Linked DNA regions of Mus musculus: all the other regions are linked to region 2. A link is a loop called in an ENCODE intact Hi-C map of the cell type or tissue named here. Cell type or tissue: heart. All regions are shown on one strand.

Region 1 (2,500 bases), 110 kb before region 2:
CTTCTGTAATTATTTGGGGGATTTTAGAGAAAAGGTTCCAAGAAGCCAGTACCACATATTTACTAAATCTTAGGCAAAACAAAGACCGAGAACTAGAAAGCCCTACAGCTCAAAACGAAAGGTACAAAAGCCTACAGGTACTTTCTGAAAAGCTAAAGGTAGGAAGACTTTAAAACTGCTTACAAGCAGCAAATCTTCGAAGCAGTCGATGCTTCTGCAACTGTAGGATTTCCTCATGCTAAGTAGCTTTAAAACTACTTAGCAGCATTAAATTGATGTCTTACTCACTACTTAGCTTGCTCCAGGACTTACCAAAGCAAGCTCTCCCAATTACAGCTGGCTCGCAAAAAGGCACCTCAGCCGGATTTCCAACTGGTGAAAGAATTTGGTGCAATTTCAATTTGAATTCTGTGATAGGGAAGGTGGGGGCGGAGCAGCATTTTTAAAATGCCAATCACAACCATTCGGTGTTTCCTGAAGCCAATTCAGTTGACTACAAAGAGGGTTAAAATGAGCAGGGAAGAAAAGGAGGAGCAGGGAACTGGAGGAAATGAGCTTTGTTTTGTTCCCTGAAAGGCTTTCCTCGGATGCACGTGGCTCGGGACTGTGGCCAATCTGACAAAGAATATTCTAGAGTGGCTGGGATAAAGCCTTACCAATTCCTCAAAGCATTCCTAGGTTCTCTTTCCCGTGTTGAATACTTCCATTATAGGATTGTGATTTTAAAAAATAAGAAAGTAAAATAAGATGGCAGAGACCTGCCGTAGTTGAATTCGCTGATTAATGGTTACTGTGAGATGATCTGAGCAGTTTGAAGCAGTGGCCTAAACTCCTGACTTTTACCCGGTCCATTCCATCCCGGCTTCGCAAACCTCAGCTCCTGGAGGAAGTAGATCTGGGAAGAAGAAGCGAAACTTGCTGAGTATTTTGAATCTCAAAGGCTGGCACTTTGTGACTCTTTTTCCAAGACAATAGTCAGGAAATTTGGCTGGTAAGAAAGAAAGGGATTTTCTAAAGTCTTTTATTCCCTTAACTATTGAGAAGCAGGCCAGACTAAGCATCCTAAAGTGGAAAGGAGAGTGGATTAGAAAGAAGGTGAGACATTCCTAGTCCCTTAGTTGTCTTTAACAGCTGAGAGGATAGCCACTGTTTTCCTTCTCTCTGTGACTTCCTGTGGAGGGGGGTCCAGGGAGAAATGGGTAGGGAGAAGTTCTAGAAGGGCTTGTGGAAGCAAACAGCACTTTGCCCTTCCTGGGAGGCCCCCTGGGAATCACCCAGTCACAGTCTAATTCTGCCAACTTCTTAAAGAGCAGAAACATCTGCATATGGCTCTCCAGCCCCCAGCTCTGCAGAGGTCTGTATGGTCACTCCTCAGAAATTCCCAGTCTGCTGGGAAAGGACGCACTTTGTCAACTTTAGCCCAGAAGGTCGTCTAAGGGGAAGGAAGCAGGCCACTGCAGACAAAGCTGAAGGCGGGAATTGTAGTTAGTCCTGTGTTAAGGAATACCTAAGAGTCAGCAAAAGTAGGGAGGGAGGAGACGGCAGAGGGAAGATGCGTGGAACACTGTCATGGTCCAGTGAATAAACACAAGCAATGTCACCAAAGTCAGCTTCCAGAATGTTCAGGGCAGTCGCTCTAAGCCATGCAGGAAGAGGCATCGGGGAAAGGATACCCTTGGCTGTTCAGGAGAGTCACTCTGAGCTGTCCAGGAGGAGGGCCTGGGGAAAGGATGGCCTTGGAGGACACCTGTGTGGGCTACAGGGCCCCACCCTGTCTGAGAGTGACAGGCCTTACTTCTTCACATAAGTCCAGGTGAAGGAGATGGGAATCTGACAAATGTTTCTGACTCACCGAAACAGAAACTAAATTACATAAAGACATGGCTTAGATTACCACATGTGACTGAATCAACAATTTGAAATACCCTTTCCACTGCACCAGAAGACAGTAGGGTGGTGAAGAAGGCCTAGTCAGGTAAAAAGGACCCAAGTTTCAGGGTTCTAATTCCTCATTACTATATCTTAGCATATTATTATTTACCCTAGCCATGACATCCGGTGTCAAACAAGGACTGTTAGCTTTGGAGGCCGGCTGACAGGAAGAGGGAAGGATAAAGAGTTGATACTAAGTTAGAAGCAAGAGTCCTGTGGTAACACAGAACCATCAGGAAACTTCTTTCTGACAACTCTGATCTTGCTTTTTAAAACGCACTGGCTCCGGATTACTTCCCACAGAAAGTGTAATTGCATCAAAGGCCACCTACTAAAGAGCTTGGCCTCCAACCCAGGATTATTAGCTGCTGTCTCCCCGTGCATGCCCTTCCTCGTGGGGAAGATGGGCAAGAACTAATAGGGAAGTTTAATAGCGGGATAGAATTGGCAGGGCTTGGTAACTTGGCTGAAAATTGTATTTCAGGTAGAGAAGAAGGAAGGACGAAATCAGAGAACAGCTGCAGATGGCGTTACGTTCTTTTAGCATTCGAGCTGGTGGGAATGGCAC
Region 2 (2,500 bases):
AAATGCATAGATACGAACGTTAGGTAGACAAGTTACAGCAAAACAAGCAAGCCTGTGTTCTAGAGCTTTCTGGTGTCTGTGGGTAGACTGTGGTAGTCCAGTGATTTTATACTAAAGGCTTCGTGTGCCAGTCACAGGAATATGAGGTAGACACAGAAGTGGACAGGGAATGACTAGTAAGTGTGTCGTCAGGATGTGCAACAGTCCCAATCTTTTCAACCACAACAGTGGTTTTAATCTTCTAGCCTTGTTGACCCTGTAACATGGGTGTGGCTTCTTTCTGAGAACTTCAGTTCCTGTAGAGTCAGTTTAACCTGAACCTTTACCAAGCTCCAGCCCGAGAAGGAACACTCTGAGGGGTCAGCACCTCAGGCCTCCAGGACGGTGGTGATGAGCTCTGTGTGATCTATCCATCAGACTCCAGCCCACCCTTAGCCAAGGGAGAGGCTGGAGGAGTTCTCTTACGCACTGCGCCTCTGGGCATTTAGGTGTGCACTGGAGAACAGTTGGAACAACTGCCGTGGTCTCTTTACAGACGAGCAAGACCAAGGGAAAGAAAGGTTAACTGATAAATGTGCCTCTTAGGGGAATCTGACTCTCACCGTGTCAGACTCATGTGCCACCTTAAAGTCTATCCCTGATGCCTTCCCAGTGAGGTCACTGTCCCAGGCATCCTGGAATCTACGATGCAGTTGCCGCCTAGTTCTGCCGTTCCACCATCAGTGCCCCGCCAGGGTGCTTTTCCACCACGGGACCTTGCACTGTCCTTGTCCCAAAGGCATTATGCTGTCTATGGCCTTTCAGTGGATTGGAATCTTAGGAGACTATGAAGGAGATTGACCCGCACTAATCTATAATCCTTTCATTGTGTTGTAAAATTATGAGAATTATTCAAGTGAAGTAGGAAATTGACTGCCATTTGATTAAATAAAGAGGAAGGAGAACAAAGTAATTTTCTTAAATTGAGGGCAAATAACTGTCACACACACAAAAAATCAAATTTCTTGGCATATAAATAGGTCACATCCTTTGTCTACCCGGCATATTTGGGTGGGAAAGGCCTGGCTCTGGATACCCTCACCCAGAGCATCCTTCAGCCAGATGGACCTTCCTTAACACGGAAGGAGATCAAGCCGCTCCCTGCGAGCTCAGCGGGCGTAGTTCCAGAGGGTATTTACTGTAAGTTTAGCAATTTCCATTCTGAAGACCTTTTGTGCACGGCAGAGGGACAGCTCTCGGCACAGAGGAAAAGATGGGTGGTGGATGAGGCGTGTCTACCCTCCCCAGGAAACCCCTGATAGTCTTGAAACTTCCCCTCCAGACTATTATACAATCCAGTGCCGTTTCCAAGCAGGAAGTATGATATTCCAAAGACAACTTGACCTCCCGATTGAAAATAGGACTGGGCAAGTAGGTGGGTGGGGGTGGACTGAGGAGAAGGGAGAAGAGTTCAGGCCTGGTGTAAGTCAACCAGATGCACAGACACAAGCATGTAAATTTTGTTAGGAACACACGGTAACATTTCTCTTATGACAAAAATCCAGATTATTTATTCCCCTTGGAGTACATGGGCGCGCCGAGTTTCTAAATGTTCTGTTTGAAAAACTCAACATAACTACAGAAAGCAACCTTTAAACCAGAGCACCCTGTTTTGTTTCCTGCATCCTCACTGGGTGGATCCTCTGATGCCTTGACAGCATCCAGCTTCCAGGAGTAAGCCTCAAGACTGGTTGCTGGGGGCTTTTACCCACTGCTCCTCAGCTGCAGCCCTAATGGTCCCCCAGACCTGTAAGCCCACAATTGCTCTATTGTTTACTTCACAGTCTGAAAAGCCATGGTCCCCATAATCCTAACGGTCATGTTCCCTCAGCAGCAGGTCCCCATCTCTAGTTCCCAGAGGGGCTTCAAATGCAGGCAATAGATTAGCATCTCCATGGCTTGGTGCAATCTATGGCAAACCTATCTGCAAGGGCCCTTTGAAAAGTGTGGACAAGGCTAAATGATTTGCTGTGAGACAATTGTGTTCTTGAGGTGGAGAGAAATTAGGGATAACTTCTGAGGACTGAATGCACTGGCTGAGGGGTAATACAACGCTGGGGACCTCTTGGCCTCTCTCAGCGTTTTGTTCTGTTTCAAGGGATGGGGGAAGGGGACTTCCAATTGTGTCCCTGATGATCAGAACATTGCCTCCGTGAGAGCTCAAGAAAGACACATGCCACTACCAATTAACCATCAGCGGGGCAAGGTATTTATCCTTTCTGTCAGATTCTGTGGGAAGCGTGCCTTATTAGCATTGAAGCCCAAAGAAGTAACCCAGCCGTCCACATTTGCTTACCCTCCCAGGAAAAGCAGACAAGAATTGTTGGTTTGCAAACATATATAGGGAGATAAATAATAAATAAACACCTCTTGTTCTTCCTGGTCTCTACTTGAATGCCCAAATTAAAAATCACCCAATGAAATCCTATTTCCTGCCTGGCTCTCTCTGTTTTTACATTCA
Region 3 (2,500 bases), 68 kb before region 2:
AGGGACTGAAAATTCTGTAACAATCTGACACTACTGGCCAGAGAGCACCAACTTAATGTGTAGGTAAAAGATTGACATGTAGGTAAAAGACTTGGCAAAACTAGGTGCCATTAGCTTACCGAACACTGTCAAAACATGAAGGAAACACGCTTGGGAAGGCTGACTCTGGGGTCCTGATCTGGCAAAGGCACTGCTACTGCTCAAATGGCTTCTGGAAGCATCTCTCTCCTTCTCCGTTCACAGTAACTGCTTCCTCTTTTCTCATCCTCACACTCAGACTAAGATTAAGACTATCTTCACAGCTTCCATGTTTTCAACAGAGACTTCTCATGAAGGAAGTGGTAAAGCACAGAATCTGGGCAGCAGAATTTTCTTTGTCTGTGTAAAGGTGCGTATGTCCGCATATGGACCTGAAGACCATAAGATATCCTTGGTAGTAATTTTCCGGTTGCTTCCAACCTTACCCTGTTACTTAATAAGTAGGCTATACTGACTGGCCACTAACCACAGCTATCTGCCTGTCTCTACCTCTCCCGTTAGGATTGTGAGTTCTTGATACCAACCTTGGTTTTTCAATGTGAATTCCGGGGATAGAACCCAGGCCCTTGGGTTTTCATGGCAAGCACTTGACTTGGCTGAGCCATCACCCAGCCCCTGACTGTGTACGACCCCCTCCTTTCCCCTCCCTTCTCCATGAGATTCTTTCTCTGGACATTTTCTCTGGCAGCTAGTAGTGATTTGTGTTCTGATTTCTTGTTGATAATGACCAAGCCAAGACTTAAATAGAAATGACTTCACTGACATGTCTCAGCTGACCAGAGACAAATTCACACCCCAAAACAACCCTCACTCCCTTCCTTCCACATATCCCAACAAAGAGAAGAAACACATAGCCACTCTGTCTTTTTTTTTTTTTTTCTTTAATGTATTACACAATCAGAATCCTTTGGAGAAGCAGCCCTAAAAATAGGTAAGCACAAACAGGCCTTAATATTTCATGAGCTAAAATTTCAAGGGCTTGGAATTAAAGATAGGCAGGTAGCCAGGGATGCACGGAAGGAAATATTTACTGCTACCCACAACCTCTGCTTGCAAGTAAACACCATTTCCGTGGGAGTCTCTTTCCCTGCTGGGACACACTGGTGACTGGGTGGGACATGGTGACTGATTATATCTCTACTCCTGGGGAGATATGTCACTGTGGACTGTTGGTGTGTTTAATTGTTTCTGAAAATTTCTTCCAAATTTCCTAGAGGCTAGATGATCCTGTCTCTTAATTATTTTTTTTCTAGCTGAATAACCTATTAATGAGACTGTGTTCTTGTAGATCACACTATTTTTTGATAAAGTTTCAATACATTTTGCAGGCATTGTTTAATGTGTATGTAGCATGCATGGCTTTAGTACTGGACCAACCAGCACACAGTGTAGGTTTGACATCAGCAGGCTTCACTTGTGTTAGACTTTTCCACTCAGAGTAAATGCCTTTCCTGTTCTGACTCTGGCCTGGGAAAGAGAACCAAACTTAAACTCATGTACATCTATCTATGCAAGCTAACTTAGGACTGACGGCAGCAGAGCCCTCTGTATCAGGAATTCATCTATGCAAGCTAACTTAGGACTGACGTCAGCAGAGCCCTCTGTATCGGGAACTCGGGACAGTCTCTGGTCCACGATATCGAGTGCCACATGTGCTTCTAAAACTAATTTCCCAACCCAAAATAGTGAGTTCCTTATCCAAGTTTAAGGATGATTGTATTCATTCAAAATCAGTTTTCCCCGGATTAGAAAGGAAGGATTCTTAAGTTTAAATCCCACATAGTGATCACTTTCAACCAGAAACACGTTTAGACTCTAGTAAGCCTAGGCCCAAGTATAATACCTCTCATTTTGAATTTACTTTCTTTTTTAAGGAATAGCCTAAGTATTTTGTTTTATTGCATTTTCCATTCCTGTTTTACGTCACTCAATACTCTGTCATTAGCAGATTGAAGACTTCTGCATGCAACTGAAGATCAGGAATAAAATATACACAAAACTACTTACAAAGTGCTATTTAAAAAGTGGGTAGAATGCAATGTGTGCCTCACTTCTTTGGTCATTTTGCAAAGATATTTACATACGAAGCTCATTTGTGTTAACCCCTTTCTTCCCTTTCTCTTCTAGATTTTTTCTTTTTGTAATTCAAACTGTATACACAAAGTAATGGATGTCTTCAAAGATAATGAAAATATTGGATTGTGAAAATATAAATGAAGAGAACACTGTTAGGGTTTTTATGTAGAGAAATTAGCATATCAGGGGTCAAGGAATGTTGCAGAAATCACAGTGTGCAGCAGATCTCACACATGAGGTTGGAGGAAGGGGGAGAAAGGCTTCCTCTAAGTGGGAGGAGGAGGGATGGCAGAGAGAGAGAGAGAGAGAGAGAGAGAGAGAGAGAGAGAGAGAGAGAGAGAGAGAGATAAAGGTGTCAGAGAGTCAGAGAAAGACAGAGATAAAG

What was found. Hi-C counts contacts between places; a loop is a spot of excess contacts. Peaks named below come from ENCODE experiments on the same cell type or tissue, not always from the same donor. Only the 100,000 strongest peaks of a DNase experiment are listed, where the experiment ranks them.
Region 1: a loop joins it to region 2, with 2.3 times the contacts of the local background. A loop is called at or near these places in 2 of 42 quality-filtered maps.
Region 3: it touches region 2 in a loop (4-fold over the local background); 5 of 42 quality-filtered maps call a loop at or near these places.

What each region holds. Positions count from the first base shown.
Region 1 is chr3:149,219,056-149,221,555 of GRCm38, forward strand. All of the region lies in intron 2 of Gm30382 (a long non-coding RNA gene), which reads right to left. Among named protein-coding and RNA genes, the nearest start is that of Gm52619, 44 kb to the left of the region's middle. In heart, no CTCF peak of the experiment used is centred here; DNase peaks (open chromatin) are centred at 586, 876 and 1,276; H3K27ac peaks cover 962 bases.
Region 2 is chr3:149,329,630-149,332,129 of GRCm38, forward strand. All of the region lies in intron 1 of Gm30382 (a long non-coding RNA gene), which reads right to left. Among named protein-coding and RNA genes, the nearest start is that of Gm5149, 1.4 kb to the right of the region's middle. In heart, no CTCF peak of the experiment used is centred here; a DNase peak (open chromatin) is centred at 1,252.
Region 3 is chr3:149,261,711-149,264,210 of GRCm38, forward strand. All of the region lies in intron 2 of Gm30382 (a long non-coding RNA gene), which reads right to left. Among named protein-coding and RNA genes, the nearest start is that of Gm1653, 12 kb to the right of the region's middle. In heart, no CTCF peak of the experiment used is centred here; no DNase peak of the experiment used is centred here; H3K27ac peaks cover 116 bases.